Linked DNA regions of Homo sapiens: all the other regions are linked to region 2. The links are chromatin loops, found by intact Hi-C in ENCODE. Cell type or tissue: HepG2. All regions are shown on one strand. Region 1 overlaps FN1 (fibronectin 1). Region 2 overlaps LINC00607 (long intergenic non-protein coding RNA 607). Region 3 overlaps LINC00607 (long intergenic non-protein coding RNA 607). Region 4 has its middle 71 kb from the start of FN1.

Region 1 (8,000 bases), 200 kb before region 2:
TTTCTAAGTCCTTGCAAAAAAGATTTCTGTAACATAAAGAGCTAAATTCTTCCAAATACCAGCCCCCCCACCGCAAAAAAACAAAACCCAAAACCAAAACCAAAATCCCCTCAGTCTACAAGTCAATTTAATTGACCACATATTGTTTGTTCACTAAACAAATATAGTAAATGCTATAGGAATAGTTAATCAGAGTTGTTGGCTCAAAAGCTGGGAAAAAAAGAAACCATCAGAATTGATAAGATTAGGAGACTCAGTATCCAAGGTTTCTGGGTGGGATACTCACAGGTCTCCACCTGAGAATGTACTTGGAAATGTGAGATGGCTGTGGTGCATTCCACTGGATGGGGTGGGAGTTGGGCTGACTCGGAGTCTCAGTGATAAATACTTCGACAGGACCACTTGAGCCTGAAAATGAAAATGTAGCATTTAATTATCTTGAATATTCACTCACTTCAACTTAAAACTGTGTACATGGACAGTCATCATTATAAACAGCTTTGCTTGTCGTTAAATGTGAGTATAATAAAATTATCTGGCATTAATCTTTTAAATATTTACGTTGAAAATCAATGCAGCAAATCCATTTTTAGCCGATAATTATTATTCTTCACATGAGAAATGCAAATCATAGTTGTTTATAGCAAATAAAATATATTTTTAAAAAAAAGTCTCTTGGCTTGCTTTTATTTTCTCTACTATCAAAGTAAGAATTGTGAGAAAATTGTGAAACGATCCTACAAAAATAATGTAATACAGAACACAGACTTCATTTACTTATTGTATTGAGCCTCTTTTAAAGCAAATTCTAATTTTGGAAGGTTTTCATCAAGAATGAATCTACTACCTAAGAAGGAAACAACATTCCAAAGGCCATATGAGATGATGTAAAACAAACACATTTCTAAATGGGGGTAGAATCTTAGACAAATAGCAAAGGTAATAATTAAAGACCTAGTTTTATTTCTCATCAGTCTAAGCAGTCTATCAGTTTGGAAAAAACATCAAGTTTTATTTTTATTCAAGAAGTTTACTCCCAAATCACACCATTGATCCATCAAATTATTAAGTGATTAAATTTATTTTTTTTCCAAAATCAGTTGTCAACAGAAATGACTTTATGAAGTGTATACTAAATTCAGTATTTCTACACCTTGATGTATATCACTGTTATCAACAAAATTTAAAGTATGGTTTTGGTTCTTTTGTTTAAAATAAAAGGAAAATAAGGGAAGTAGCATCAATTTCTAAGTAGTGTTAACTCCATTTAAGATAATAATGAAATAGCTAGAAAATTTATGCTTGCAGAACAGAAAACTATCTTTTCTTAAAACACTATCTTTATGATGTCAGTCAATGTTTAAATTACTAGAAATAAAAATTGTGTCTTATAGTAACCTTTTCAAGAATTTCTAACTGACACTCTGTCAAACAGAGCAAAATTTTGTATGTGTAATAAAGCACTTCACCAGATTATTAACAGATTTAAGTTTTCTGAAAGCTTCTAGGAAAAAAAATACATTGATTTTCAAACTTTATTATCTAAGCCATTAAATTCTCTTGGAAAACAAAGCTTTCTGTAGCAGAAAAAATATATAACTTGGATATCCATGTAGATTCAGAAATTCTAAAACAATATGCTCACTTCCACACCAGTAACAATTCAAAGTTGGTTGAAGATTAGCAAATACTTTGAATCTTAATTCCATTTAATGCACATATTTCCAAGCCACATGAACACCAAAATTCATGCATAAAATTATGAGTTTTTCATTTTAAAGTTGTATGTATTTCACAGAACACACAGGATGTTTGTTTTAATCAATTGGCATAAGTCAATTCCATGCCTATCTTTGAATTACCCCTTCTGTTTATGAAGATCCTTACAAATGTAAACACATTTTTAAAGACAACTATTCAAGAAAAATTTTGGAGATGTGACTATTTAACGTACTTCCATGTAAATCAGGAAAGCTAGGAATATCATGTCCTTAATTATTTATGATAATTGGCATAGGGCTATTTAAATATTGATCCTTTAAATAAATCCTACTACAATTTCCTCCATAAAGAGACACCTGATATACACTTTATTTAGTCTTGTCAATCATGATTTTGAGGGGGGACAAGCTTATGATGGATAAATGTCTATTAAGTTTTGAAAAGATAACATAAATGACCTTTACTGTTCACCTCTAAGCCTAATCATATTTCTATGTCCACAAGGACACAAGGAGGAGGATAAAAATGGGCAGGGAAAGGAAAGAAAAAGGGTACAGCAGTGGTTTTTACTCAAGCCAAAGTGGAGTACAACTACAGAGGTCCCTTTTGCTTTCATAAGATTTCGAGCACTGGTGTGAAATTCCACGTTTTAAAATCTAGCCCTGTGGCATAGCCCACCTTTAAAGGAAATGGACTGAACAGCATGGAATTTAGCATGTTTTTGTTCAGGAAGTAAAGAGACTTTGTGTCAGTTATTTCTTAGATCAATTAAATTCCTATATTCTAGCTTATACTACGTATAATTACTCTAGCTTATACTATGTATCCTTTAAAGACAGAAAAGTTAAAAATTATGACATCTTTTACATTATTTAGATTTAAACTTTTGACAGTCCTTTTTCGCTACTGGTAGTTGGTATAACTTTTTAAATTAACTTAATTGGCATATACTAGCTATCGCCATTGTGAAATCTTTACTCCCTCTCTTATTCAATATGAATAAACTAACAATAAAATAGTTGAGATGATACCAAAAAAAGGAGATAGTACAATGTCTACACTTTTAAAATTAGTTTCAAATAAAGTCTAAATGAATAATTTCCAATAGTAGTGTCCTTGGAGAAGTTAAACATTTATGATTTTTTGACTCAGTCCTTTTTTTCTCTATTTATTTTGCTGAGATCTGTGCTTTTCTAGTTGCTTATTGACAAACCAAATGCCTCTTATCTTTTGCTAGTTTGAACAACTCTACCAAGTTCTCTGTAGGAGGAACAAACAAGGCAGGACTCAGAGACAATCTGTTGGTAATCTGCTGTTCCCTTATTCTCACCACACTCTTAAAGCCCTACGTGCTAGGCCACGGAGCAAACCAGACATACAGATAAGCACCAAAGAGCATATCTGAGGTCAAATTCCAATCTCTTCCCTCCGAAATCACCTCTATGCTCAGTGGGATCTTGCTGTTCTCCTTTTTAAAGAGTAGGAGTAAGGTCAACATGTAATACTCCAATACTCAAGGATTCCTTCCTTTCCAGATTTTATCTCCAACATGTCCACCTAAATGCTTCCAGCAAGCAGCTATGTGGACAGCCTTATGTTGAGAGAGACGAAGATCTCTCTCAATCATTCAGAAGGAAATCATTTTCAGCAAATTGCAACACCAATAACAATCATAAATATAGAAACCACAGAGCATTTTTTTAGAAGTTTCTACCATTTAAGTATCATTTGCATCATATAAACAAACAAACCATTCATATACTTATAGTACTTCCACAATCAGATTTAAATATATATTAAGTTACAAAAAATTAAGTGATTCCTACACCTAAATCCTCCAAGAAATACAATTTAGGAGGTTGGTCAATCTGTGCTATAAGCCTTCAAAAGTGAAGTCACCTTCCCCAGCACTGACAGTGTCTGAGGGTTGGGAAAAGCAGAATCTTCCAAGTTCCTAGAAAAGGTGCATCTGGGTGTTTAGTATTTAGGATGGAACATTAAAGGTAATCAGCTACAATCTTCCCATATTACAGATGAGGAAATGGAGGAATGAGGCTTGGCTAACACTACCTTTGGCCAAGTTGTTCCCATAGCTTGTTCTCTGTCACAGTGAATCTTTTATCACAGAGTTAATCTTAATTTCTGTCGCATGCAGATTCTGACACCCTGAAACTCTTTTGTTTCTGAATGTAGGCCATATTTTCAGTCAAACGTTAGTGAAGACTTTGGAGACTTTGCACCTCAGCAGTTGCTCAAATAACTGATGCCTTTTAATTAGCCTTTCATGTTTTATTAACATGTTTTATTATAATCACTCAGTGAATATTTAAATGCAATTTTCCCCCCAAATGAACTAATTACACCTACAGCTAGGCATGATGTCTTTGTGACCTGGAAAAACCCAGCAATAAACATTTGAGAGTGTTTGAACTGTGTGGGCAGAGAGTTGACCAAGTTACTCAACCCTTGGCCCAACATACTGTGTTCCTGGTGGCAACTGATCAAACAAATGAAAAGTTTGATGCAAAGGGAGCTTAGATGACATGTTGAATGAACACGTACCTTATGCTGCATTTCATGCCATCTCTCTATGCAGCTTCTCTGTTAAGAATCATAATATAAAGCCCCAAACCTTTACTCCCAGCATAACTCACTTGGTGGTTTTTATTTCCATGTATGGATATAAGATGAAATTAGCCAGAGTGTCTTAACCTAACAGAATATTTTACAGAGTTAAGAAGTAAAATTATAAACAGGCACATTTTCATAGCCTTCTCTACCTTTTACTTGATAGAGGAAGAGAGAAAAATTATTTTAATCAAAAATTCAATTGATTATTAGATAATAACAAGAGAAAAGGGTGGGAAAGAGGGGAGACCCCCAACTTAGGCATGAGAGCATTAATAATCACTGCCCTGTTGTTATAACCCAATTGGCAGTTCTCAACTTGCAGTAATAGAGCTACTTACTTGGATAGGTCTGTAAAGGTTGGCAATGCCACTCCCCAATGCCACGGCCATAGCAGTAGCACTGGTATCTGACACCATGCACATACTTCTCCCATGAATCTCCAATTTGATAAAACGTCCCAGTCTCTGAATCCTGGCATTGGTCTAAAATACATGGAAGGAAAAGATAAACAGCCTTGAAGACTTATAACTACGAATTTAATTTCAGGGTGCTAGAGCATACATTTAGCTTAAATAGAAATTTGCAATTGTTCTTACAAATATATGCAGTTAAAAAAATATTTTGTTCACATTCTTTACCTTACAGGACAGTTTGTAGTAAAAAAAAAACCAAAGTACCTATTAGGAGGAATATTTAGTTTTCTAAAAGGTAATATTTCTAAATAAAAATGTAAAGATTTAGATTTCAGTGTATATTGATAATCTACACATTAATTTTAAATATTAGTTATTATTTTTACCCATATTAATATAACTGGCTTAACATTTAAATAGCAAGAAAAAAATCTGCAATAATTTCATTTTCCTTACTTCTTCAAAATTTAAAGAAACTGTTTGACATTTAAATGAATGAACTAGACTTTACGAGTATACCTGCTGAGCAGCTTCTAAGAAAACCTCTCAGGCTTCTCTCTCAGTTCTGGTAATCTCACGTCAAACAAACGGATGTTATCAGTTTGTTTTCTCAGTGAGCAACCTGTCTCTTTTGGTAAAGAAATAGTAATGGATCACCTTAAACTTTGTAGTGCTGGTAACACAGCTCTTTTAAGGCTCAGCCTTCACTATTTGCTTAGTTCTATTTTGAAGGGCGGCCAAAAAAAAACCTAGAGTGTTTTGGTGGGTGATATTTACACCCTTTGCTCATGCTGTTACACAGCTGGTAAGGAAGTGAGTTTGAGACCAGCCTGACCCACATGGAGAAACCCCATCTCTACTAAAGATACAAAATTAGCTGGGCCTGGTGGCGCATGCCTGTAATCCCAGCTACTCAGGAGGCTGAGGCAGCAGAATTGCTTGAACCCAGGAAGCAGAGGTTGCAGTGAGCCGAGATTGTGCCATACACTCCAGCCTGGGCAACAAGAGCGAAACTCTCTCTCAAAAAAACAAAAACAAAAACAAAAACAAACAAAAAAAAAAGGAAAGAATACTTTTAATAGCATGGATTATCTTTATGATTCTAAACCCAAGAATAAATTCCATTCAATTAAAATAAGCCTAAATTTGTCACCAAATTCAGCAAAAACCAGACGACTACCAATATCGAGATATTTTGGTCCAGTATTAGAGAGAAGACTTTGCAAAGTTCTTTGCAAGCAACTGATCAAAGTCTGGAGCCAACTTCAGTCATGTGATTTCACATAGCTTTTCTTATCTGAAACTTGCTAACCATTCCCCCTGTGCAAACTCATCTAGGGAAATAGGGCTACTCACCGACGGGATCACACTTCCACCTGCCCCGACCCTGACCGAAGCATGTACAGTTCAGCATGTGCCCCTCTTCATGACGCTTGTGGAATGTGTCGTTCACATTGTAAGTGATGTCATCAACAATGCACTGATCTGTTTAGGAAACAGGTGGGTGAGTGAGAAACTTTTTAAAGTTCCATTGATGAAAGAAAAAAGGTATGCTTCTCAAAGCATACAACTACTTCCACTTAATTATCAACACCTTCCACTAAAATAACTTTTCTACAAGCATAGAATAACATTTTTTTCAAAGTTTGGTCAGTAATACAATTTTTGCCAAAAAAATTTTTTTCTTCCCAAAATGTGTAACTTTTGCAGAGGTTACAGTATGCTCAAGTAAAGAATGTGGTAAAATACACTTTCCTGTGAGAAGCCAGTATTTGAACAAATACATGTCTTACTTTCTGAAAATTTCTTGCTTAGTTGATAATTTCCTTTAAATATCTGCTTGTTAGGATAAATAAGAAGAAGATTAAACATATTTATCTAACACCCAGCATGATGTGGTGGTCTGGTCTCTGGAATAGGGGGAAGGGGAGGAGATACTTAGATTTGGGAAATAAAATGTCAACAGTATTCACAACGCTAAAATAAATTAGGCCAACTCTGTTGCTCACTCTTTGAGAGATCCTGAGAAAATTACTTTTTCCTTTTTGGGTCTCAGCTCCTTGATCTATATAGAGTGAGGTCTCTATGTGTTATTAAGGTCTCTTTCAGTTCTGCAACACCACATGTAATTATTACTCCCGGATGGTGTTACCCACTGGACACCACAAAAGGAGAACAAATTCAGACCAATATCTACGCACTAGCCACATAGATTATTAATAGCTCAGGGTTCTCCCGAAATATTACTTTTCATATCAAAGAAATGGAAAACTAAAACACTTTTAAAAAGTCAATACTTCCTCATATTATATAGCTGGGTGCAAAGGAGAAAAACTAATCTGAACAAGGAAAGTTAGTCCCCTATGTATTTGTTTCCTGAAATCTGGATCTGTAAGGATCTGATTTTAGAATAGCAAGGTCTTCATTTCTTTACAGAAATTATCCTATCTTTTCTAGACATGAATCCAGTGGCATAGCCTAAAGCTGAATGGATCAAATGTTTCATTCTTACTTTTGAAGCCATCTTTTTGGCTCAGCCTAAGTACTTACATGCTAGGAGTGTTTCAGAACATTAGCATTGCTATGCCGCTTGTCTTAGCAGGCTGCCTGCTAAGCCTTTCAGGCTTATCTTACCATGCACAGTAGACTAATGAATGACGTGGCATTCCATATTTCTTCCCCTGCTTTTGGCATAGTGCAAGTTTTCATAAAAAAAAGTGTCCCTTTCTGTACCTTTTGCCATCTCAAATATTTTTGTTAATCAGCCAGCATACCTCGAAGCTGCGAGTAGGCAATGCATGTCCATTCCCCACGACCATTCCCAACACACGTGCACCTCATCATGTGACCCATGTCATGCTGCTTATCCCACTGATCTCCAATGCGGTACATGACCCCTTCATTGGTTGTGCAGATTTCCTCGTGGGCTGTTTGGAAATGGATAAGAAATGCACTTGATAAATGATCACCAGGTCTAAACATGTATGTGTGCAAAAGGATCAGTTCAGTTTGGTCATCCTAAGAATTCTCACTTGGGAAGAAGCTTTGTGTGCATCAAAGACATCTAAGTGCTGTCAGGTGAAGGGGTAGAATTTTTGAGCCCTGGAGGCAGAAAACGTAGTCCAAACGTGTCATAGAAAATAGTTACAGGAAGGGTTAGGGGATGTTAAACTAAGATAATATCTACACATCCACACAAAGGGTTCTTGCTGTTCTAGAAGCCTGGATTTAACT
Region 2 (8,000 bases):
AACCTCCAGAAAGAAGGAACTTGGCTGACATTGACCAAGATTAAATTTCAGTTCCCAGGCAAAGTGAGGTCTTAAAATAGAAACTAATCTATATGGGGCATGGTGGCTCATGCCTGTAATCCCAGCACTTTCGGAGGTCAAGGAGGGAGGATCACTTGAGACCACGAGTTTGAGACCAGTCTGAGGAACATAATGAGACCCTGTCCCTACAAAAATAAAAATTAAAAAATTGGCCTGGCATGGCAGCATGGACCTGTAGTCCTAGCTACACAGGAGGCTGGGACAAGAGGATTGTTTAAACCCAGAAGTTTGAGGCTGCAGTGAGCTGTGATCATGCCACTGTGCTCTAGCCTGGGCGACAGAGGAAGACCCTGTCTCTAAAAAAGGGGGGAAGAAAAAGAAGAAAGAAATCAGCTTGAGCCTTAAAAAATGAAGGAAATTAATATTTCAAGTATGTCTGAATTTGTGGACCGATAGTTATACCCTTTGCAGTATATTTTTTAATTGTATAAAAAAACTGCAGAGACAGGGAAAATGCTGGGAGGACAACACAAAATGCTTGCAATTATTATTTCTAGAGGCTAAAATTATGGCTGATTCTTTTTTTTTTTATACCTTTCATTATTTCCCTAATTATCTACAATAAATGTATCGTTTTTACAATAACAATTATTTTCAAGAGCCTGTTAATGTAAATGTTATACTGTGATTTACTATTATATCATGTCTCAAAAACATATCTGAATTGGCCTGATAAAAAGCCTAAATTTCCCTTTTTAATTTTCTTATTTTTTAAGGAAGATTAGAAGCCAGCAAGTCCTGTGAATTTCATTTCTCATTGCATTCTCCTAAACCTCGTGCACCTTCTGATTAAAAGGAAGGGTGTAGTCTTCATCTTGAATTTCATTTTGACAAAAAAAATTAGTTTCAATCATTTTTCTTTATAAATATTTGTAAACTCTTTCCTCTGTGCATTGGTGCCAGAGTCTGGCTCTATTACGGTCATCCACAATTGATCTTGAAAATATGGCAGAAATGGTATGCTGGAAGCCTTGGAGAATATGTTTTAAAAGTTCAGACCAAGTTCTGTTTTAGTCAGTAAAACAGGGGCCATGGGACAAGATCTGGGAGATAAAGATGATTAGAGGAAAGAAACAGGAAAAAAACAGGAAGAGAAAAAACTGAAATCGTTTAACTTTGCAAGAGGCTTGACTTCCAGGACAAACAAGGACTTGGGAATTTCAAATTTGCACCTGCCTTTAGGCATTATGCGTTGAAATCCATTGTCAATACCCTGTTATTAGTCCAAGAGATTTCTACAGATAGCAAGATGCCTGGAATTCCAAAAGGAAGAAGTTACATTCAAAGAAGCATTTTATTGGCATCTGTAAACAGGCCAACACCTGTTAGAAGAAAGTCAAAACACAGATGAAAAAGAACCAATGCAAACATTCCAGACAGACATCAATATTGCCCACTCCATAAGATATTCCTCATGTTGGACTGCACTTTCCACACTCTGATGTTTAGGATTGGCCATGACTTGGTTCATGAAGTGTGAATGGAACAGGTCTGTGTCCCTTCCCACTTCTGAGAAGATCATGATCTTCCCAGGTCTGGGAAGAGACTCCCCAGGTCTCTCTTGAGCCAGCATTGGCATCAGCCTGTATTCTTCGAGTGTGATGAACAAAACAGCCCTGCTGAATCTTGATTGACATATAACAGGAGCAAAAAATAATCTTTGTGGTTTAAGTCACCATGACTTTGGGGTTGCTTGTTATTGCAGCATAACCTAGTCCACCCAATTGTTACAGGAAGAAGGTCCTGATCCAGACCCCGAGAGAGGGTTCTTGGATCTCGTGCAAGAAAGAATTCAGGACAAGTCCATAGAGTAAAGTGAAAGCAAGTTTATTAAGAAAGTAGAAGAATAAAAGAATAACCCTTGAGGGTTGCTGGTTGCCCATTTTTGTGGTTATTTTGTGATGATATGCTAAACAGGGGGTGGATTATTAGTGCCTCCCCTTTTTAGACCATATAGAGTAACTTCCTGACAATGCCAGGGCATCTGTCAACTGTGATGGTGCTGGTGGGAGTATAGCAGTGAGGATGACCAGAGGTCACTGTCCTCACCATCTTGGCTTTGGTGGGTTTTGGCCAGCTTCTTTACTGCAAGCTGTTTTATCAGCAAGGTCTTTATGACCTGTATCTTGTGCTGACCTTCTAGCTCATTCTGTGGCTTACAATGGCTTCACCTTCTGGGAATGCAGCTCAGTAGGTTTCAGCCATATTTCACCCAGCCCCTGTTCAAGATGGAAGTGCTCTGGTTCACACGCCTCTGACACAATGTTACCATATCCATCCTCACCAAAGCATTTTAAAGGACCTATGTATTTGCAAGTGTTCTCCATTGAGGGAGACAGAATGGATGTACATAATCATTTCAGTGATTTAGGGCAGGGATTTAGACATTTTGATAACTTTCTTGATTTAAAATGTGTAACATTTTATTTTGCTTCCTTCTATTACAGACATGCTGTGCTATGCTTTTCTGAGAAATACTTTTTAATTTTATATTCTTATTCCCCCTTACTCCCAGTTATTTCTTAAAATCTTTTTGATGAATGCTTAATGTTCATTCCCATGAATATAACTGATAACTTTATCTTTTTAAACATTATCTTTTAAAATTTAAGTGCCTGTGTCTATGTAATCTAAGCAATTTTTTAATTTTTATGTTTAGATACTTTATCTGGCAACCACACAATAAATAGAAGACTCTACTCTTCTTTTCTTTAATAAATTCCACAAGGAGCAGAACTAGTAAGAGGAAATTAGTGTTTGAAAAATCAGTATGGCTGTGAAAAGAAAGCTCTCTAAGAATAGGACTATTGTGGCTATGAATTAATGAAAAAATATTCCACTATTTTCTTTAAGTCTATCTTTCTTCAAGATCTTGTAAAGCATTCTTCCAGGCTGCTAATAATTGGCTTTTTTCAAACTTGATATTCAGGCTTAAAAAAAAAAATCCTTTTTTCCAGGTGCTCCCATCAGTAGGGTAAATTTAAGAATTATTTTTACTGGATGTGGATCTTCTTGAGAGAACTGGCAAACCAGGCAACTTTGAAGCTACAGTTTTTTCATTAGCTGGGAGCTGTAACCTGACCCCTCCACCCTGACCACATTTGACCTAAGTGAACACAGTCTGTCTCCGGTACATGGATAAGATTGGAGGGAAAAGATAGTCTGCAGGTCCCCAGCTGAGAGAAGGGGAAGGAGGGAAAGATAAGAACTGTGGTTTCAAATATCCTTAATGGGAATTCTCCACAGTCGTTTTTCATCAGGGCTGCGTGCTGTCAGAGCTTTGATTAGCGCCTCTTCCCTGGGAATCCTTTTGTTTGGTCAGTCTAGTGTTTGAACTTTGGCCAGGCCATTTTTTGTATTCTCCAGGTAACTAGGTCTGTTTTGATACAGCCCCTGGGGAGTGACTCATAGTCTCTAAAGGATAGACCACTATCTGATGTTTTGTTTTCCTCCTATGTCCATACCCTGAAAGGCAAGGGTGATTTTTTTTTCTTTGCTGTTTTCCTGGCTGTTGTCTTGCTGGCTTGGAAAGTCTAAAACGCATTCAAGCCATGGCACCCGGCATTTTCATCAGTATTTTTATTGGTTTGTTTCTTTTTTGGTTATGCATACTGAAAGTAAATCAACATATTAAAAAGCAAGAGAAAGAGATCAGAAAAGGAACGACATTTGTTAGTGGTTTCTGATTTATGAGTCTGAAGGACCTGTCACATTGAGCCTCGGCATGATATTAATTAGCTGCATGGCTGAAACGCCTTGTCAGTGTCGCACATTAAAGACGCACCTTGCAGCCGGGAAGGAGAGACTCTGAAGAGAGGGGAGGGGCGGCTGCAAATACAAACCACGCTGATCACTTTTGCCTGCATCTCCACACTGCTAACAAAAGGCAACTCACCGAGGCACACTTTCCGATTCTTGGTTTGTAAAAGCTGGTGAGAATATCAATGAAGCCCCACCTAATTTTTGCCTATTAATAATTCAGCTCCAGAAAGTGAAAAATATGAAAAACACAACCAGTTTTTCAGTCAATAAGAAAGGCCTTTTTTTTTTTTTTAATTTGGAGTCCTATGCAAGTGGCCTTGTCATGGCAGGGCCTTGACCAGCTCACAGCCGGTGTTCCATTTACAGTAACAGGGCGTGGCAGGTTGCGCAATAGGGCTGAACGGCGCAGTGCTCAGAGGAAGCCCCGACTGTCACGTTGTGCACGGAGTCTTGCAGTCTCTACAGGGGCCAAGAGCTGAGTCCATTTTCAGCCCCTCCACTTCTTCAGTGACATAGTCATCCTCTCCGTTAAGGGACACTGGTGGAAACACGTGCTAAAGCTAAAGAAGCTAAACAAATGCTGGGTGTTTTCAGGAAGGCTACTGAAAACATAGCAGAGAAGCCAGCTTACTCTTGATCCAAACCTCACTAGGCATGTTTGGTGCCATTCTGGGTGCCACATCTTAGGAAGAAGGCACAGAGCTGGGCAAGAATTCTTTCAGGTGGATCTCATGTGGGCCACAGATTGGTCTATTAATTACAGTTGTAACCACCCAACTTCCCCATGTTCCAGTCCCCAGTTGTCCACTGACCACAAAGACTCCTCACGACTGCCTCTCCAAGGAGTCTACCAAGAAAGCACCAGCATCGCTGGGTTGGTCTCTAGGTAGGCAGTCTTCAGGATGCTAGAGAGTTCTTCAACATGGAAGAACTGTGGCCTCCACCCAATCCTGTCTCCCACCTTGTCACTTGAGCCTCACAGGGACAGTGCCCACAGCCTTTGGAAGTCCTGCCTGTGTTTCTGACCTCCACCCTGCCCTACATTTACAAAGTATCTTGTTAAAGTGGTGCATCAGCTTTTGGTCCCCGATATCCTAATTGCCAAGGTGCCAACTCTGTATAAGATGCCATAAAGAGATCAGTTGCTGTCCCCTCCTCTTCACCCTCCACTTCTCTCCTCTTAGACTGTGCCTCCAAACTAACTCCTCCCTCCTTCAGATACAAATGAACCTGGCCCAGGGACATCAGTGATCCCAGAAGGGCCATACAAAGCCAAAATGAAGCCTTACCTTGGCAAGCTGAAATGTCCCATGACTCAACAAATCCTCACCAAATCTCTAGGAAGCATGAGTAGGGAAAATCCACCTTAGAAACAGAATCAGAGGTTGCAGTAATTTTTAGGTAGTCAGAAAGGCAGACAGAGATGCTGAAAGGTAGAGAGAGCCCTTCAGTTGTCTGTTCAGTCCAGTCCAGTGTGGTCTCCGCTGAACCACAAGCCCGTAAGTATAAGTAAGACACAATCCTTAAAAAAAAAAAAATCAAGCATGAAGAACGTCTACTACATCCATGGGACCAAGAGTAGGACATGCATTTTCTTGCTTCACCAGAGCTCGTGGAGACCCAGAGAGGAACTTAATTTAATAATTCAAAGGAGATATAACTTTTGCTGCCCCTTCTTCCAGACATCTGATAAGCCAGGATTCATTTTTATGTTCAGCTATGTGAGACCAAAGTAACTTCTCATGGTTGCCATGGGATACCTTCTAAATATGTGGCCTGATGTGATTTCCCCAAATTGTTAAGCAGTGAAAATATCATAGTTTCTAAGTATACAGATTTTTTTCAATTACATATCTAGATAAATGTGATATTTCCCCTTTGGGTTGTATGATATTAGACTTGGCTATGTTTCAGTAGATTTCAGTAACAGAATTAAAGACTTTCTAGCTACAGGGCATCAATAACTTAGAGACCAGTTAATTTGGGTTGACGATTTGAATGATGCCAACTTATTTTTTTTTTTTAACAGAGGAAATTTGTTTTGCAACAGAAAACATAAGAAATTTTCCCTGCTTGGAAGATACTCATACATACCAGGTATGCTCATCATACTTTGTATAAACCTTGACCAGTGAACTTTTATGTAGTGACTATTTGTTCAGTTGTCCTTCTTCTCTACTAAACATGGGCTCCTGGAGGGCATGGAGTGTGTTGTTTGTCTCTATCCCTAATGTCTAGCACAGTGACTGATGCATTGGCGGTATTCCATAAATGGTGGTTAATGAATTGTACTTGGACAAAGAGGCCTTGGAAGAAAGATAGTGATAGCGTCAAGGAATAAAATTTGTTTTGAATATAAGTCTTTGCCCCACCCACAATTTTTGGCTCTAGGGAGATAATAACAAAGATTTAACTGGAAATTCATTTCCCCACAAATATATAGAAACCCAGAAAATAGACTTAGGATTTAGAGCAGCAAGGCAATATCCTAGTAATCTACTGAAGCAGTTTGGCTGTTCTGCCACCCTGGAGGTAATTGTATTTGCGGTTGAGAAGGGATGCCACATCACATTATGTTGATCTGTATATCCATCACTGCCTGTGCTTTCCTCTGCCACCCCCTTGCATGATACAGTGTAATTCCAGTGATAGAGACTATTGTGACATTGCTAATATGAGGGAAAAAATAATTTTTTAAAATAAGGGATTTAGCAATGCCTGTGAAATGTTGAACATAGATACTTTTTAAAAAGTACTCATTTCTCATTTCTCTTTTACATGCTGGGATGTTTCCTTCAAGCCCTCCTTCATCTAAAGATGATGTAAATTTTCTGGCACATAAATCCCTCTTTCTTACCTTCCTTTTCATCGTTAAATACTCTTTCCTTTCTGAAGGGAAGCACAGTTCCCCAAAGCCCATTGGTTTGCAGCAGCTGCAATAGAAAAAACCTGTGTGGAGTTCAAGTTTTTTTTTTTGTTTGTTTGTTTTTTGTTTTCAGAAGGAGGGAGAAGGGAAGTTCTACCCAAACAGTAATGGCCAGGTAGGAGACTCATACCTATTCTCCATCAGCTCTCTCTGAATCTGCCTGGGTACTACCTGGGCCTTGTCTTCAGGGCTGCAGTTGCCATAACTTCATAGGTTTTTGCAAATTCAGCTCCCAGAAGATGTTTTGTTTATTATTGTTTGCCTGTGATTATGGCCTACAGCTGTAACCACGATTTCCAGCTGACTTGTCAGCAGTTCAGCCTAATTGCAGGCAAAAGGACTCAGCATAATGTAGGTAGGGACCACGTAAGGTGCTCTATACAATCACACAGCCCTGGGCTCCAATCCCGGCTATAGCTCTGTGACTCTGAACAGGTTACTTACTCTCTGAGCCCTTTAGTATACGTGTCTGTAATATCGGAATAAAAATATAGACTTCACTATATTGTCATGGAATTAAGTAAGGTGAGGTATGTAAAGGGTGTGGGAAAGAGGAGGCCCTATAAACAGTACAAATTCATTCCACTTTTGATTAGCTTCCTCTCTCTCCCAGTAGTAACAGAGGCTGCAAGATACAGAGGAAAATGGAAAACGCATCTTTGTTGGGATGCCCTGTTCACTCTTTCTGTCCCACCTCTTTTATATTCTCTTGCTATGGGAGGGCTGAAGGCCTCAGGATGAATGAGGGAAAATGAAGATGAAAACATGTTCTTAAGCGAAAACTTTTAAGAGAAGCAACAATACTTTCCTTGAATTCAAATTTTAAAAATCATAAATAGGCTTTGTATATTCTTTTTTTTTTTCTTTTTTTTTTGAGATGCAGTCTTGCTCTGTCACCCAGGCTAGAGTGCAGTGTTGCAATCTCGGCTCACTGCAACCTCCGCCTCCTAGGTTTGACTGATGCTCCTGCCTCAGCCTCCCGAGTAGCTGGGATTACAGGTGCCTGCCACCATGCCGGGCTAATTTTTTTGTATTTTTAGTAGAGACGGGGTTTTACCATATTGGCCAGGCTCGTCTCGAACTCCTGACCTCATGATCTGCCTGCCTCGGCCTCCCAAGTGCTGGGATTACAGGTGTGAGCCACCGCACCTGGCCAGCCTTTGTATATTTTTATCACTTATATTTGAATACTGTCCAAACAAACTTCCCAGATAAAAGTTCTAAGTTTAAG
Region 3 (8,000 bases), 210 kb after region 2:
GACACAAACAAATGGAAAAACATTTCATGCTCATGGATAGGAAGAATCAATATGGTGAAAATGGTGATACTGCCCAAAGTTATTTATAGATTCAATGTTATCCCCATCAAGCTACAATTGCCTTTATTCACAGAATTAGAAAACATACTTTAAATTTCATATGGAACCAAAAAAGAGCCCATATAGCCAAGACAATCTTAAGCAAAAAGAACAAGGCTGGAGGCATCACGATGCCTGACTTCAAACTATACTATAAGGCTGCAGTAACCAAAACAGCATGGTACTGGCACCAAAACAGATATATAGACCAATGGAACAGAACAGAGGCCTCAGAAATAATGCCACAAATCTACAACTGTCTGATCTTTGACAAACCTGACAAAAACAAGCAATGGGGAAAGGACTCCCCATTTAATAAATGGTTCTGGGAGAACTGGCTAAACATATGCAGAAAGCTGAAACTGGACCCCTTCCTTACACTTTATACAAAAATTAACTCAAGATGGATTAAAGACTTAAAGGTAAGACCTAAAACCATTAAAACCCTAGAAGAAAACCTAGGCAACGCTATTCAGGACATAGGCAAGGCAAAGACTTCATGACTAAAACACCAAAAGCAATGGCAACAGAAGCCAAAATTGACAAATGGGATCTAGTTAAACTAAAGAGCTTCTGCACAGCAAAAGAAACTATCATCAGAGCAAACAGGCAACCTACAGAATGGGAGAAAATTTTTGCAATCTTCCATCTGACAAAGGGCTAATATCCAGGATTTACAAGAAATGTAAATAAATTTACGAGAAAGAAAACAACCCCATCAAAAAGTGGGTGATGGATATGAACAGATATTTCTCAAAAGAAGATATTTATATGGCCAACAAACATTTTAAAAAAAGCTCATTATCACTGGTCATTAGAGAAATGCAAATCAAAACCACAGTGAGATACCATCTCATGCCAGTTAGAATGATGATCATTAAAAAGTCAGGAAACAACAGGTGTTGGAGAGGATATGGAGAAATAGGAATGCTTTTACATTGTTGGTGGGAGTGTAAATTAGTTCAACCATTGTGGAAGACAGTGTGGCAATTCCTTAAGGATCTAGAACCAGAAATACCATTTGACCCAGCGATCCCATTACTGGGTATATACCCAAAGGATTATAAATCATTCTACTATAAAGACACATGCACACACATGTTTATTGCAGCACTGTTCACAATAGCAAAGACTTGGAACCAACCCAAATGTTCATCAATGATGAACTGGATAAAGAAAATGTGGCACATATACACCATGGAATACTATGTAGCCATAAAAAAGGATGAGTTCCTGTCCTTTTCAGGGACATGGATGAAACTGGAAACCATAATTCTCAGCAAACTAACACAGGAACAGAAAACCAAACACCGCATATTCTCGCTCATAAGTGGTTGTTGAACAATGAGAACACAGGGACACAGGGAGGGGAACATCACACACCCGGGCCTGTCAGGGAGTAGGGGGATAGGGGAGGGATAGCATTAGAAGAAATACCTAATGTAGATGATGGGTTGATGGATGTGGCAAACCACCATGGCACATGTATACCTATGTAACAAACCTGCACTTTCTGCACATGTATTCCAAAACTTGAAGTATTAAAAAAAATAAAAATAAAAAAAGCCTAAAATAAGATAAAATTTTTTAAAAAAGCAACAAAGTATGAATAATTTGCACTATTGTCGGATTCTACAATAATTTCCCCATAGGGATTCCTCTGACAAAAAAAAATCCCATTAATTTTTCAATTCCTCATTGTAATTCTTCTTTATATAATTTACGATACAATAAAACAAATGCATATGTTTAAAAGTTTAAACCTATCTTCAAAGTTCCCTGAAGATTCATTCTCTTGTTTGACATTGACTTGACTACTGTAAGTAAATATTTCAAAAATTTTAAATATCCTTTATAAGGAAGCACATAAAGTGTCTTATCTTAGCCCAAAATGCAAACTAAAAAGCAGCTCCATGCCATGTTTTTGCTAAATGTCATCACTTAGATCTCTAACTCACCAACCAAGACTTGATCTAAAACACAAATAGACCCAAACAAGACTTTGTAAAGAGATTCAAAAAAATATTCAGGCCTGAAAAATGTGTTCCTGCCCACATTATTGGCCCAGCAAATACATCCCATCTGGGCAAATGATCAGAGAAGTGCTGAAAAGAAAAAAAAAAATTAGCCTCCTCAAATGTCTATAATTCTGAGCATTGAAAACTATTTTTTGCTTAAACCAAAGAGGTTTGGCTTCTTAAGATTTTTATGCAAGCCTTGCAGGGTACCTAGAGACCAAACCCAGAATAATTCACCAAAAGTAAAAATTTCTTATTTTCTCATGTTTTATTTTTAAGATATGAGAAATTCTGATGTCTAGTGTAATCTGTATCTTTATTTCTTTTAATATGAAAATAATGTGAGTTTTTCCTTTAAGGTTCTTAAAGTAAATGAGAAGCTCCAGAAAAATGTGTTGTGCTTATCCTGTGAATTTTTCTCTAAGCACAGGCCAGACTGGAAAACTTGGAATTAAATGTGTTAAAGACCCCCGTCAGATTAGAATGGGAACGGGTTCTTAGGGGAGGCATATTTGGGGTTGATTTTGATCAACTATTAACAGCATTGCATGGACTGGTTTATCAGAAGAACTGGCAAATCTTCTAACAAGGCCCTGAGGCAGTGAAACCAAAACAGCAAGTTTATACAGCAGAGGTACCAGGAAAGCCAAGTGAGGAGGTTGACCCACAAGCTATGGCGTGGTCTAGGTGGGAAGGGCAAAGGAGACAGTCATGCCACTAAGAAGTGGCAAGCCTGGAGTTTGAAGGAGTGGACAAAAAAAAAAAAAGAGAGAGAAAGGTTTCTGAAAGAAGAATAGAGGACCCAGAAATAAATATTTCCCACATCTTATGTTTATCAAGAGTATTCCCACTGATATCAACAGGAATGAAAACATAAATATCTGCTTCAAACATAATCACTGCAAAGAATTGGAAAGTGGCTGATACAGGCTCCTTCTAGTGGTTCGCTGGAGTCTATAAGAGCGGAACAAGAGATAAAGAAAAACTCCTCCTCAGGTTACAGTTACATGTTCTCTTTGCCCTTCCCACCAAACACTGATTTGCAGAGGTCATTGCCTAAGCAGCAAATATGCTATTCGTCAGGTAATAAAGGCAAAGTTAACGATACAAAGATAAAAGAAGCATTTTTAAATTTACAAAATAGAACAAAGAACTACAAAATAGGGTCATCAATGTCAAGCAATTAATTATTTCCTAAACAAAGATAACCCTGGATTTCAAAAGCACACTCATCAATTACAGACAGACTAGCCCAAAAGATGACTAAGGGATAATATCTGGAATATAGGTTACAGAATGCCTTTCAAATGTCTGAGATACACACATTCCGGAGTACCGTGAAAACTAAACAAACAAGAAAGCAACACTTAAACGCCCGACATTTCCCAGAATTTGTATAAAATAGCATGCTAACTCACTCTGGAAAGCACAGCCTGCTTATCCTTTCAGATATAGAAGGGAAGATGAATCTGTTCACTGCTTTCTCTCTTCCACCTCCCCCTGAGTGTTCTCCACATTTAAGAGAAGGTTTTTGCTAAAAAGTAAAATACTCCTTGGCATTAGGAAGAGCAGCATACTTTGCATTCTTTTTTTTTTTTTCAAAATTGTATCAAAATCTCCTTTGAAAGCAAGGATTGTTCTATTTATTTGCTTTGTATCCTCTATGGTCAGAGCTCTATGAAAGAGAATCCAATCAGTTCTGCAACAATAAACAGGATGTCTAGGAAGGTATCACAAAAATCCTTAAAGCACAGTTAATTTTAAAACTTATTATTACTATTAATTATTATTAGAGAAAGGATCTTGCTCCATTCCTCAAACTAAAGTGCAGTGGCACCATCATAGCTCACTGTAACCCCATATTTCTGGATTCAAGAGATCCTCCTGCTTCAGCCTCCTGAGTTGCTAGGACTACAGGTGCATGCCACTATGATCAGCTAATTTTTTTTATTATTTTTTGTAGAGAGGGGGTTTCACCATGTTGCCTAGTCTTGAACTCTTGGCCTCAAGTGATCCTCTGGCCTCAACCTCCCAAAGTGCTGGGATTTACAAGTGTGAGCCATCAAACCTGGCCTTAATTTAAAAATTAATGAAAACAATTAATTCTACTTTGGCATCAAAAATAATTGCCTAGGCCAGGCGCAGTGGCTCACACCTGTAATCTCAGCTCTTTGGGAGGTCAAGGCAGGCGGATCACCTGAGGTCAGGAGTTTGAGACCAGCCTGGCCAACGTGGTGAAACCCCATCTCTACTAAAAAAATTTCAAAAATTAGCCAGGCATGGCGGTGCACACCTGTAATCCAGCTACTTGGGAGGCAGAGGCAGAAGAATCGCTTGAACCTGGTGAACCAAGATCAAGCCACTGCATTCCAGCCTGGGCGACAGACTAAGACTCTGTCTCAAAAAAAAAAAAAAAAAAAAGAAAGAAAGAAAAGAAAAGAAAAATTGCCCGTATAACACTTTGTAGAAAGATGCAAAATGTTAAAAAAACAAAACAAAACAAAACAAAACTGATCTGTATTGCCATATTAAAAATAAAATAAAATAAATAAAACACGTTGGGAATTACCATAGCAGCCCTCACCTGCTTCTCTGTGCAGGACCCCCTAAGGTAGAATATAAAATGTCATCAACTGTTCCCTGCCTTGAATATCAGGTCAGTCTACTGTCCCTCCTTCCCCTAGGGCAGCATATCCTCACCAGCAGCTCAACTGTTCTGGCAAGAGCAGCCTGTAGCCTGAGCCGGGCCTTCCCTCTCACCTCCTCTTCCCCTCAGAAAGGTGTTGCAAGAGCTGCTCCCTGCTGCCCTCTGTCTTCCAAAGCTCAATTTGGTTAATTCCTCCACAGCTTGTCTTTTTTCCCCCTATCTTTACACACCTCCATAAACACAGTTTTTCCTCTTTTCTCCCATCCTTGCCCAGTTACCTGAGAGAAAAAAAATATGGCGCTAGAGTGGATACTGCGATTTCAGGACCGAAACCAATTCCACCAATGGCTGTGGTGTTAGTGGCTGTATTAGTCCATTTTCATGCTGCTGATAAAGACATACCCAAGAGTGGGTAATTTATAAAGAAAAAGAGGCTTAATGGACTCGCAGTTCCACGTGGCTGGGGAAGCCTCACGATCATGGCAGAAGGTAAAAGGCACATCTTACATGGCAGCAGACAGGGTAGAATCAGAGAGCCAAGCGAAAGGGGTTTCCCCTTATAAAACCATAGGATCTCGTGAGAGTTATTCATTACCACGAGAACAGTAGGGAGGAAACTGCCCCCATGATTCCATTATCTCCCACCAGGTCCCCCCAACCACACATGAGAATTACAGAAACTAAAATTCAAGGTGAGATTTGGGTGGAGACACAGCCAAACCGTATCAGCGACCGTGGTACTCAGGAGACATCGTCCGTGGGATTTGCTCTCAGCGGGGGAGTTGCATGCTCCAAGTCACACCTTTCCTGAAGTGGCCCCTATCCACTCACTGATCAATGAGGAGATAGACAACTGAAGGACTGTGCCTGCTTCAGGGCTGCCCTGCCATCAGCCAAGTCATTTGCGGTACCTGCATCTCCTCTTCTCCAGTTCTGCTTCTGTTACTCCACAGGGGTTGATTCAGAGCGGCTCCCCAGTCAACTACACTATCTCAGAGTCTGAATTCCAGGAAACTGACCCAAGATACCCATCCTCTTTTTCCCCACATTCTTTCTTTCTTGTTGTTTTTATAGAGACAGGTGTCTCTAGGATGCCCAGGCTGGAGTGCAGTCGTGCAATCACAGCTCACAGTAACCGTGAACTCTGGGGTTCAAGTGATCCTCCAGCCTCAGCCTCTAGAGTCGCTGGGACTACAGGCGTGATCCTTCACGCTCTCAAGGCTCCGTATTCTTTCTTTGTGATTAAAAATGAACCTTGGGGTGGCTGATCAATGCTAGTAAAACATGGGTGTCAAACTAAAGTTTTAAGTAAAATTATTCCTTAACTTCTAAAGGCTTCAAATGTGCTGAGAATTTCCCCCTGGATAATCTCCACAAGTCTCCAACATTCTCCTCTCCTCCTCTAATTAAAAATGCCATCGTCAAAGCCATATTGTAGAAAAAAGAAATTATTTTTATTAATTTGGTTATGTTCAGTTATAATTAATGGATTTGCAAACACAGTCTGCATACCTAAACTATAACATTTGATTTCTCTGCTTCTTTTCATTGCAAATGTACATTAGTTCATCTAGGTTTGAATTTAAGTTGATTTCTATGAGCTGACCCTTCGTTCCTTTTATTATTTTTGGTAGAAAAATTATTTTTAAGTTCAGAACAACTGACAGTGAAATAAACTGTTGGAACTCAAATCGCCTGAAAGTGGGAGTTCACAATGGCTCCAAATAATTAGCTTTGGAAAGAGAGAGAGGCCTCACACCATAGCAGGGACATGAAATGAAGCTTCAGACTCCCCCACCTCGCAAAGACACAGCTTCCCAGTAGCTTCACTGTGTAACGGCAGAAGGGTCCCAGCTGGACTGTTGCATTTTAATTTCCCTGCCTCCAGATCACTGCTTGGACCACACCTTCATGACTAAGCAGTCCAGCCACTCATAGGGCAATTGGGACAATGAGGTCATATGTACCATGGGCAACGACCAGCCATTCTTCCCTGCTTATCAGGGCATGTGAGGACACCTACTGCACAGTCCGTAAGCTTCTCCAAGCTCTTTATTGGGAAGTAAAATAGGACTGAATATTTCATTACATCTCTGAGTGACTTAAAAAAAATTTTTTTCATTTATTCTTTATTATTTTTTAAGTTCCAGGGTGCATGTGCAGGCTTGTTACATAAGTAAACATGTGCCATGATGGCTTCCTGCACCTATCAACCCATCACCTAGGTATTAAGCCCAGCAAGCATTAGCTCTTTTTCCTGATGCTTTCCCTGCATGACTTCCCCTAATAGGTCCCAGTATGTGTTGTTCCCCTCCCTGTGTCCATGTGTTCTCATTATTCAGCTCCCACTTATGAGTGAGAACATGCAGTGTTTGGTTTTCTATTGCTCGTTAGTTTGCTGAGGATAATAGCTTCCAGCTTCATCCATGTTCTAGCAAAAGACATGATCTTGTTCCTTTTTATGGCTGCCTAGTATTCCACGGTGTATGTGTACCATATTTTCTTTATCCAGTCTATCATTGATGGGCATTTGGTTTGATTCCAAGTCTTTGCTACTGCGAATTGTGCTGCAATGAACATATGCGTGCATGTATCTTTATAACAGAATGATTTATATTCCTTTGAGTATATACCCAGTAAAGGGATTGTTAGGTCAAATGGTATTTCCAGTTCCAAATCTTTGAGAAATTGCCACACTGTCTTCCACAATGATTGAACTAATTTAACTTTAAAAAATTTTTATTGGCAGTACTCTCTGAGAGACTAGAGTTATACATTAACAAGGCCAGACGTTACCATTTACATGAGAGCAAAGACCAAAAATAATAACTGCAGACCAGAGACATACCAGCCAAAATGATGTGGATGGGCAGACCTTCTTTTTCAAAGCAAGGCTTCTAGGAAGCAAGCAGCGTGTTCACATGCATTCTGACACAGGCTTCTTATCTCTTCGTGGCTGAGTAGCAAACAATTCAAATACTGGCTTCTTTGAGGAACACTTTCAGAGAAACCGAAAGTCACAGCACTACCAAAGCTGCTGATTTTGAGATGCTGATGCAATGTTTTGCTCTTCTTTAAGTAAGGGAGAATTTCCTCTTCCCCTTTGGCATGGATAACAAAGTAATGCTGCCTCCTGCTCCCAATGACCCCTCTCCTTAAGACTCAGGCACAAGCCCATGGGACCTGGGCCAGAGGACAGTCTGGAAAGTAGATACTGTGAGTTGTTCCGCATCTCT
Region 4 (8,000 bases), 110 kb before region 2:
ACACACAGTAGTAATTATCATCTCATATTTGGGAGAGTAAAGTAAAAAAACAGCAATAATAACAAAAATAGGCCAGGTGCAGTGGCTCACACCTGTAATCCCAGCACTTTGGGAGGCATGTGGATCACCTGAGGTCAGGAGTTTGAAACCAGACAGGCCAACATGGTGAACCGCTGTCTCTACTAAAAATACAAAAATTAGCCAGGTGTGGTGGTGCACACCTGTAATCCCAGCTACTCGGGAGGCTGAGGCAGGAGAATTGCTTGAACCCAGGAGGCGGAGGTTGCAATGAGCTGAGATGGCACCACTGCACTCCAGCCTAGGGGACAGAGTGAGACTGTCTCAAAAAAACAAAGCAAAACAAAACAAAACAAAAATGACCACGGAACAGATCAATTACAGTAGAATAGTTTACGCAGGTGGAAGGGCCTTCTGACCAGGAATCTTAACATCACAATCTATACATTTATTTATCCTAGAGTATGTCTGTAGCTCTGTTACCTAGGATGCCTCAGCCAACTGAAATGATAGGTACTTTCTCTCCGGCTTCACAACTTTGTCTTCCACAGACTGCCCTAGGCCCCCATGCCATGCCCAGACACTTATTTTCCCTTCATTGTGTTCCCTAATATTATGGTCAGTGGGGAGGCCTCTTAGATTTGCCTTACAGTGAAGAGGGATGGTGTAATTTCACTGTTGCCACTAGCCATAAAGTTGCAGACAGAGAGGCTACAGATGTGGAGCAGATGTGCATAATGATCATTTAAAAAATTCTTTGTATAGCTCTCATAAAAAAGTGACTGTGATAAATGTTTGTGTGTTTGGTGCTCACATTCTATTCTATTATTTAAACAGAATCATTAACTTGTTTGTACTTTACAATCTATTTTTATTTGCACTAAAAACTATTTATTACTACATTATTTCTCTTGAGCTTGGGAGGATGACAGCTTTGCCCTCCCTCCCAATTTAGGATGAATTCATTTACCTTTCTCTTTTTCTGTTCTAGACGGAGTTGTTCCAAAGGATGGGGAAACACCTTCCTTGAAAGGAGCATATCTCATGGAGGCAGCATCAGCATTAGAACCAGGTGAAATCTGAGCCCAGACACTCGATCTAGTTAATTTCTCTGAGCCTTCATTTCTTATTTGCAAAATGGGACTAACAATATAATCCATAAAGTTTCTGTGAGAAAATGCAGGGATAATTATAGAAAGCAGGTAGTGCTGTATCTGGTGGATTAAAGGTCTGTTCCCTTCCCTTTCCTATGGAGGAGGCCATGCCACTAGAAAAACACCTTTAGACCCACAAACTTTTGCTTTTAAATAAAATTAGTTTCCTATTTGTGGGTATCATGAAAATTCTTAGATAGACTTCCACAAAATTTGGAAAGTATTGTTTAGGAAGATCTGATTTAGAATTTGGGTTATGTGGCATATGATAAGAATCACTTTAGGAGATCCTGGGAAGCCTCAAAGAAGTAGGCAGTCATCATACAGGAGCTGAAAGTAGGGTTGAACAAGGGGTATGAATAAACGTCATTTAGGAGAGGCCTGTCATATTCAGTAATATGCCCATAGATGGAACAAAATGGAACATTGGTTTCCAATAGGTCCTTAAATTGAAAGCCATAAGGGTAGGTGCTTTGCAAAGCAGGTATGATTTGTATCCAAATTACCTCTCACATGGGCACCTTGTGGATTTCTCTGGACAGAAGTGCAGCAGGAACCTACTTTTTAATGAATAATGGTTATTGAGTCATTCAAACATCCCAGAATAGCCAGTGGGACCTGGCTGTTCTCCCTTCAAGTTCTTCGCCACCTGTAAGTCACAGAGCCACAGCTGTGGTTCTTCTGCAGGGGCCACAGAGCCCTTCCTCTGCACTTGGAAAAAAATGTCATGTGCTGACTCCAAGAGTGAGTCTTCTGGGGGTACAGGAGACACAGAAACAGAAACTTTCCAAGAAAAACACACTGACTAAACCAAATGACAGAGCAGAAAACATTTTCTGATAAGGCAAAGGGTAATAACTTGGTGAGAATTACACAGGTAATTAAATAGTTGTTTCCAAGGGCTAGGAAAAGACAGGCATCGTCTGTGTTGGACAGAAGGGGAGTTTTGGATTTATTAACATGGATATGAGGGTTTAGGGTTATTTGTGTTTGTGGTAAAGAGCTCAGAGAAGAAGTCTTTATTTACTGCCTAAAGATTTAGTAAGTCAATTTGTTCCCTGCCTTCTATCTCATCCACAGACAATATCTTCTTAAATAGGATACTAGATTGCATGCATGATGTTAAACAAACGTGGAGTAGGAAAATCACCTTATTGAAATAGCTCTTGAGGTGTCCTTAACTCACAAGAACATTGGGAAATTTTCAGACTTTCTCACCAACAGAGGACATAAATACCAAAGGCAAGATGTAAAGTTATGCAAACCTCTGTGGCTGGAATAAATATTTTGTACTTATGGAAAGTCCACTAGAAGACCACTTCTGAATTCAGATCTGTATCAATTAATGGAAGAAAAAAATGGGTTGGAGGAGCCAAATGGGGAATGTTACAAGACGTATTAATGTATAATCAAAATTTAGAAATAGAGGTGGTTCTGAATTGGAATTGGCTTTAGATAAAATACAGAACAGGAAAGAATGGGAGTCCTCTGTTCTAGAAGGGTAGGCTGGCTACAATCGGGTGAATAAGACAATTTCATAAGAAAACGTTTTGAAAGAATATGAGAGGAAACTGCAAGAGCAGAAGAAAGTAATAAACTCATTGCACAAGAATTTCAGAAGAACTAGGGTCAAAAATACAGTCACAATCTGGCAGCTTTCAGGAGGAGGTGGGGAGTAGATAAGGACAAAGAGGTGGGAAGGGAGATAGGGCCAAGTCCAAAGTGCCTTTCAGACTCTCCCTGAGTCAGCAAACCTTGCTTCTTTTTACTTTTACTTTTTCTGTGGGCTCTGAATGGTTCTTTTAATCTATATTCAGGCAGAGTAACAGGCGTGATGAATTTATAATGTAAAAGGTACACTTTGGGAGGCTGAGGCGGGAGGATCACGAAGTCAGGAGATCGAGACCATCCTGGCTAACACGGTGAAACCCCGCCTCTACTAAAGATACAAAAAATTAGCCGGGCGTGGTGGCGGGCGCCTGTAGTCCCAGCTACTCGGGAGGCTGAGGCAGGAGAATGGCGTGAACCCGGGAGGCGGAGGTTGCAGTGAGCCGAGATCACGCCACTGCACTCCAGCCTGGGCGACAGAGTGAGACTCCGCTTCAAAAAAAAAAAAAAAAAAAAAAAGCCAGAAACGCTCACTAGGCAAAAAAAAAAACTTCTCTTCGAGCAGCCTGGTAGGGCCTCTAGCTGGAGAATATTCAGTTGTGTTAAGGCATCTTAGTAGAGCACCAGTGGTATCTGGAAGAAGGTGCCCCCAAAAGCCTCTATCCCTCATCAGCAGGTTTACACAATTCATCGAACAGATTTAATAGTTACAGATTACTCTGTTAACTAGATTTTGAGAAAACAGTGCAGAGTGTTGGCAGAGCAAAGAGAGAAAATCAAATTCTGGAGTGTGGAATGTTTACCCAAAAGAAATGGCAGTAGCAGGAACTAGGAGCCTGAAGGGGGTGCCTTTGTGTAAAAATGTTTTTGATTTCTGATGCCTACAGCTGGATTTTTAATGTAGCTCAAGTCCGACAGAATGCAGGTAGGAAAAAGAAAGCAGCAATGAATTGTTTGCCTCTTCTTTAAACTCTGTTTCTGAAAATAAAATTTGTTAGTATTTTAAACTTAAAACCCTTCATGATTATTATATCCTTAGTTCTTATGTGTCACTGATATACTAAAATAGGTTGTGAATATGATAGAAAGTGAGATGAAAGAGAGAGAGTGTGGTAAGGCTGTGGGTCTGTGAAACTCCAAGGCCAGATGCTGCTCACCTTATTATGGAACAGGTATGTTGATTCAAGCACAGGGTCAAAGGAATGGGCCAGGGTGACTCTTTTTGGAATAATAGTGAACATGTGTTACTCACTCATAGACTCAACCTGCTGATTAATATATGTTATCTCTTGAATTTGAGAATGAAGTTGTACAATTCCCATTTATAGTTGTGGAAGCTAAGGCTCAGAGATACACAGTAACTTGCTGTGTAGCCAGTTGTGGCAAAAAAAAAAAAAAAAAAAAAAGAATTTGTATTTATTTCTGTCTGATCCTAAACAGGTGTTTTCCAGGTATGCACCCTTCCTGCTCACATTTTGATTGGTTTTGAATTCTTGTGTATTATTGACTGTCTACTTCACTAACATCAAGTATAAAACAAAAAATGTATTGCAGCCTAATGTTTAGCTTCTCTACTCTTTTATATTGCCTATATTTCCAGTTCCTTAGATTTGCAAAAGTTATGAAGTTAAATATAAATCATACCTGCAATTGCATTAGTATATTGGTATAGTGCCCTTTCATTGAGTTTGCAGGAAGTGAGCTGTCTTTAAGAATATCCAGTTGTAGGAAGTTCCTCTTTTTCTTTTTTTGTTACTCTCAAAAAGTCTTTGGTCTTTCCTTGTAGTAAATTACTAAGCACTCTAGTTTGGCTGATTTCTAGATTGAATATTAAAGAATTCTATGATAAAGCAAACTTTAAAAAATTACAAACACTGAATATTTTTAAAGTCAAAGAATAAAATCTGCAGAGGCTGTCCATTGGATGTGATTCAGCCACATGTGTTTTTGGTGCAGATTTTTCTCCCTTTCAGTGAAAATGTCTTTCTATTTTCTTGACTTTGATCACTTTGGTGTCAGGGTGCTTTATACTCAGTGGTCATCTGTCAGCCTTTTCATAAGTCAGTTTCTTGCATCCATCTGGTGAATGGCAAAAGATTTTGGTTTAGGCAATTGCATGCATTACTCAAAAGACTGTGGAGACTTTGAGAAGGAAAGAAGGAAAATCTTCATTGCATACTTTTAACTCTTTTTTTTTTTTAAATTAACTTCCCCATCAGAGTGTTTGAAAAAACATTTTGATATGGCATGTGAAATAAGAACAAGAGGAGGTGAGAGGCCTTTGATCTGTGTGCTCTCCTGAAATACGCATGACCAGCTCTAGGATAAAGAGGGTGAGAGGCTTGTGTTTTGCACCCACATCTCTCTTTCCATCAGTTCCTCCCACTCAGCTGCGTGGTCTTCTTGTTGCTCAGAGCCCTACCTTTTGATCTGGCTGCCAGAGCTGCATTTCTTTTGGGTAAACGTTCCACACTCCAGAATTTGATTTTCTCTGTTTGCTCTGCCAACACATAACTGCCCTGTTCTCCCAAAATCTAATTAATGGAGTAATCTGTTAAACTATTCAATCTGTTCAATGAATTGTGTAAACCTGCTAATGAGTGATAGAGGCTTTTGGGGGCTCCTTCTTCCAGATACCACTGGTGGTCTACTAAGATGCCCTCACACAACTGAATATTCTCCAGCTAGAAGCCCCCACCCAGGCTGCTGGAAGAGAAGTTTTTTTTGCATAGTGGTTGATTTTGGCACCTTTTACGTCATACATTCCTCATGCCTGTTACTCTGCCTGAATATAGATTAAAACAACCATTCAGAGCCCACAGAAAAAGTAGACAAGCAACTCTGAAATTAGGGTATAGGGCTGGAATATGGAGGATACAAAAGAGTCTACATTAGCCCCAAATCTGGCCATCACATGGGAGAGGCAGCTGACACAGATATCTAGAAAGCAAAGCAGAGGCTCATAACTCCTGCAGATTTCGGGAGTGTAGTCTGGTAGCCTGACTTCCAGGACCAGTTTATTCATTTACTCATTATTTTATTCTTTCATTCTTTCACATTTCTTGTACAACTATTATGGGTCAGTCATATGTGGTTAAATGCGCTAACAGTTCTGTCATTTTCCTGGTTGGAAAAGTAGAGTCAATTTACAAAAAAGAACAAAACTAGGGTTTCTGAAATAAAGATTTGTAATTTGCTTTTTTCATGCAGGTGCAAATTATCTTAAACTGATATAAAAAAGAAGAAACAGAAATTTTAAAATATATGTTTTTTACAAATGTGTACCATCTAATTATCAGCTAGAAGTCTTATTCTGTGAAGAGCTAACACAGGTTCTAGTGTAATAATAATAATCAGCATAACATTTATTGAGTATTTACTGTACATGCCAAACAACTGTGCTGTGTGTTTAACATGAATTTTTGCATTTAATCCTTAGGAAAAATTCTGTGAGACAGGTTTGTTATTACCTTCCTTTCCCAGATAAGCAAGCAGATCAAGAAATGTTGATCGCATAGCTGGAATTTAGAGCCTGAAATTGAACCCAGGCAGTCTGACTCCAGAGTCTGCAGTCTTTTGTTGATGTTACCTGTCTCTACTCCAGCCACAGGTGGTTCACGACCTATGATGGTTCAACTTAATGATTTTTTGACTTTACAATGGTACGAAAGCATTTGGTAGAAACTGTACATCAAGTACTCGTATAACCATTCTGTTTTTCACTTTCAGTATAGCATTCAATAAATTACATAAGATATTCAACACCTTATTATGAAATAGGCTTTGTGTTAGATGATTTTGCCCAACTGTAGGCTAATAACATAGTTGTTCTGAGTATGTTTAAGGTAGACTAGGCTAAGCTATGGTGTTTTGGTAGGTTAGGTGTATTAAATGGATTTTTGACTTAGGATTTTTTCAACTTCCGATGGATTTATCAGGATGTAACCCCATCATAAGTTGAGGAGAATCTGTTATTTTAAACCCGTAGAATTAGCTGTGCCTGGTGGTAGGCACCTGTAATCCCGGCTCCTTGGGAGGCTGAGGCAGGAGAATTGCTTGAACCTGGGAGGTGGAGGTTGCAGTGAGCTGAGATCGTGCCACTGTACTCCAACCTGGGTGGCAGAGCAAGACTCCATCTCAAAAAAAAAAAAAAATTTTTTTTGAAAGAATAGTACAATGTATGTAAGAGTGAAGCAATAAAGATACATGCACATGCATGTTTATTGCAGTACTATTCACAATAGCAAAGACTCAGAATCAACCCAAGTGCCCATCAATGATAGACTGGGTAAAGAAAATTTGGCACATATACACCATGGAATACTATGCAGCCATAAAAAAGAATGAGTTCATATTCTTTGCAGGAACATGGATGAAGCTGGAAACCATCATTCTCAGCAAACTAACACAGGAACAGAAAATCAAACACCAGATGTTCTCACTCATAAGTGGGAGTTGAACAATTAGAACATATGGGCACAGGGAGGGGAACATCACACACTGGGGCCTGTCAAGTGGGGTGGAAGGCAAGGGGAGGGATAGCATTAGGAGAAATACCTAATGTAGATAATGGGTTGATAGGTGCAGCAAACCTCCATGGCACATGTATACCTATGTAACAAACCTGCACGTTCTGCACATGTATCCCAGAACTTCAGTATAATAATAAAAAAAGAAAAGAATAGTACAATGAGCTCCTGCTCATCCTTTGCCTAAATTCACTGAATGTTAATATTTTGTCATGTTATCTTTCTATTTAGGTATATGTGTATCCCTATGTGTATGTGTGTGTGTCTAAAACAATTTGAAAGTACATTTTAGACAAACTGTATCTTTAAGAACACTTATATTCTTCTATCAAGGGACAGACATTGCATTTGGCATATTGCTTTAGTTCCTGTAATCTAGAAAAGTCCTCCTACCTTTTTTTTCTGTTATTTGTGACATTGATATTTTTGAAGAAATGAGGTCAGTGTTCTTAGAATATCATACAAGCTAGATTTGCCTGGTTGTTTCCTTATGATCAGATTCAGTTAAACTTTTTTTTTTTTATCAAGAATGCTACAAAAATGATGGGCAATTCTCATGATTTCCTATTAAAAGACAATCTCAACTTGTCTGGCTGACCACAGGATCTCTCTATTATGAAGGTACCTTTTTCCTCTTTCTTTGATGTTCAAATTGCACCAAATTTACCCAGTGAAAACTTCCAAGCCAGCC

The links. Peaks named below come from ENCODE experiments on the same cell type or tissue, not always from the same donor. Only the 100,000 strongest peaks of a DNase experiment are listed, where the experiment ranks them.
Region 1: it touches region 2 in a loop (3-fold over the local background); 2 of 110 quality-filtered maps call a loop at or near these places.
Region 3: it touches region 2 in a loop (6-fold over the local background); 8 of 110 quality-filtered maps call a loop at or near these places.
Region 4: it touches region 2 in a loop (7-fold over the local background); 4 of 110 quality-filtered maps call a loop at or near these places.

The regions. Positions count from the first base shown.
Region 1 is chr2:215,414,551-215,422,550 of GRCh38, forward strand. FN1 (fibronectin 1) reads right to left here. Exons shown (of 46, transcript NM_212482.4): 10 at 7,541-7,693; 11 at 6,123-6,251; 12 at 4,692-4,835; 13 at 287-408. Among named protein-coding and RNA genes, the nearest start is that of FN1-DT, 17 kb to the right of the region's middle. RefSeq lists a silencer at 5,996-6,290. In HepG2, no CTCF peak of the experiment used is centred here; DNase peaks (open chromatin) are centred at 3,051, 4,201, 5,431 and 6,141; H3K4me3 peaks cover 2,928 bases.
Region 2 is chr2:215,615,986-215,623,985 of GRCh38, forward strand. It overlaps LINC00607 (long intergenic non-protein coding RNA 607), which reads right to left. Exons shown (of 10, transcript NR_037195.1): 7 at 6,701-6,776; 8 at 5,133-5,365. LOC102724861 (a long non-coding RNA gene) reads left to right here. Exons shown (of 8, transcript NR_187737.1): 2 at 5,873-5,940. Among named protein-coding and RNA genes, the nearest start is that of LINC01614, 98 kb to the right of the region's middle. RefSeq lists an enhancer at 4,101-4,395. In HepG2, no CTCF peak of the experiment used is centred here; DNase peaks (open chromatin) are centred at 1,406 and 3,296; H3K4me3 peaks cover 440 bases.
Region 3 is chr2:215,823,817-215,831,816 of GRCh38, forward strand. All of the region lies in intron 1 of LINC00607 (long intergenic non-protein coding RNA 607), which reads right to left. Among named protein-coding and RNA genes, the nearest start is that of LINC00607, 16 kb to the right of the region's middle. RefSeq lists enhancers at 7,694-7,773, 7,794-7,843. In HepG2, a CTCF peak has its summit at 4,927; DNase peaks (open chromatin) are centred at 3,155, 3,415, 4,895, 7,635 and 1 weaker place; H3K4me3 peaks cover 1,136 bases.
Region 4 is chr2:215,502,850-215,510,849 of GRCh38, forward strand. No RefSeq gene overlaps it. Among named protein-coding and RNA genes, the nearest start is that of FN1, 71 kb to the left of the region's middle. In HepG2, a CTCF peak has its summit at 3,635; DNase peaks (open chromatin) are centred at 2,862, 3,592 and 3,952; H3K4me3 peaks cover 302 bases.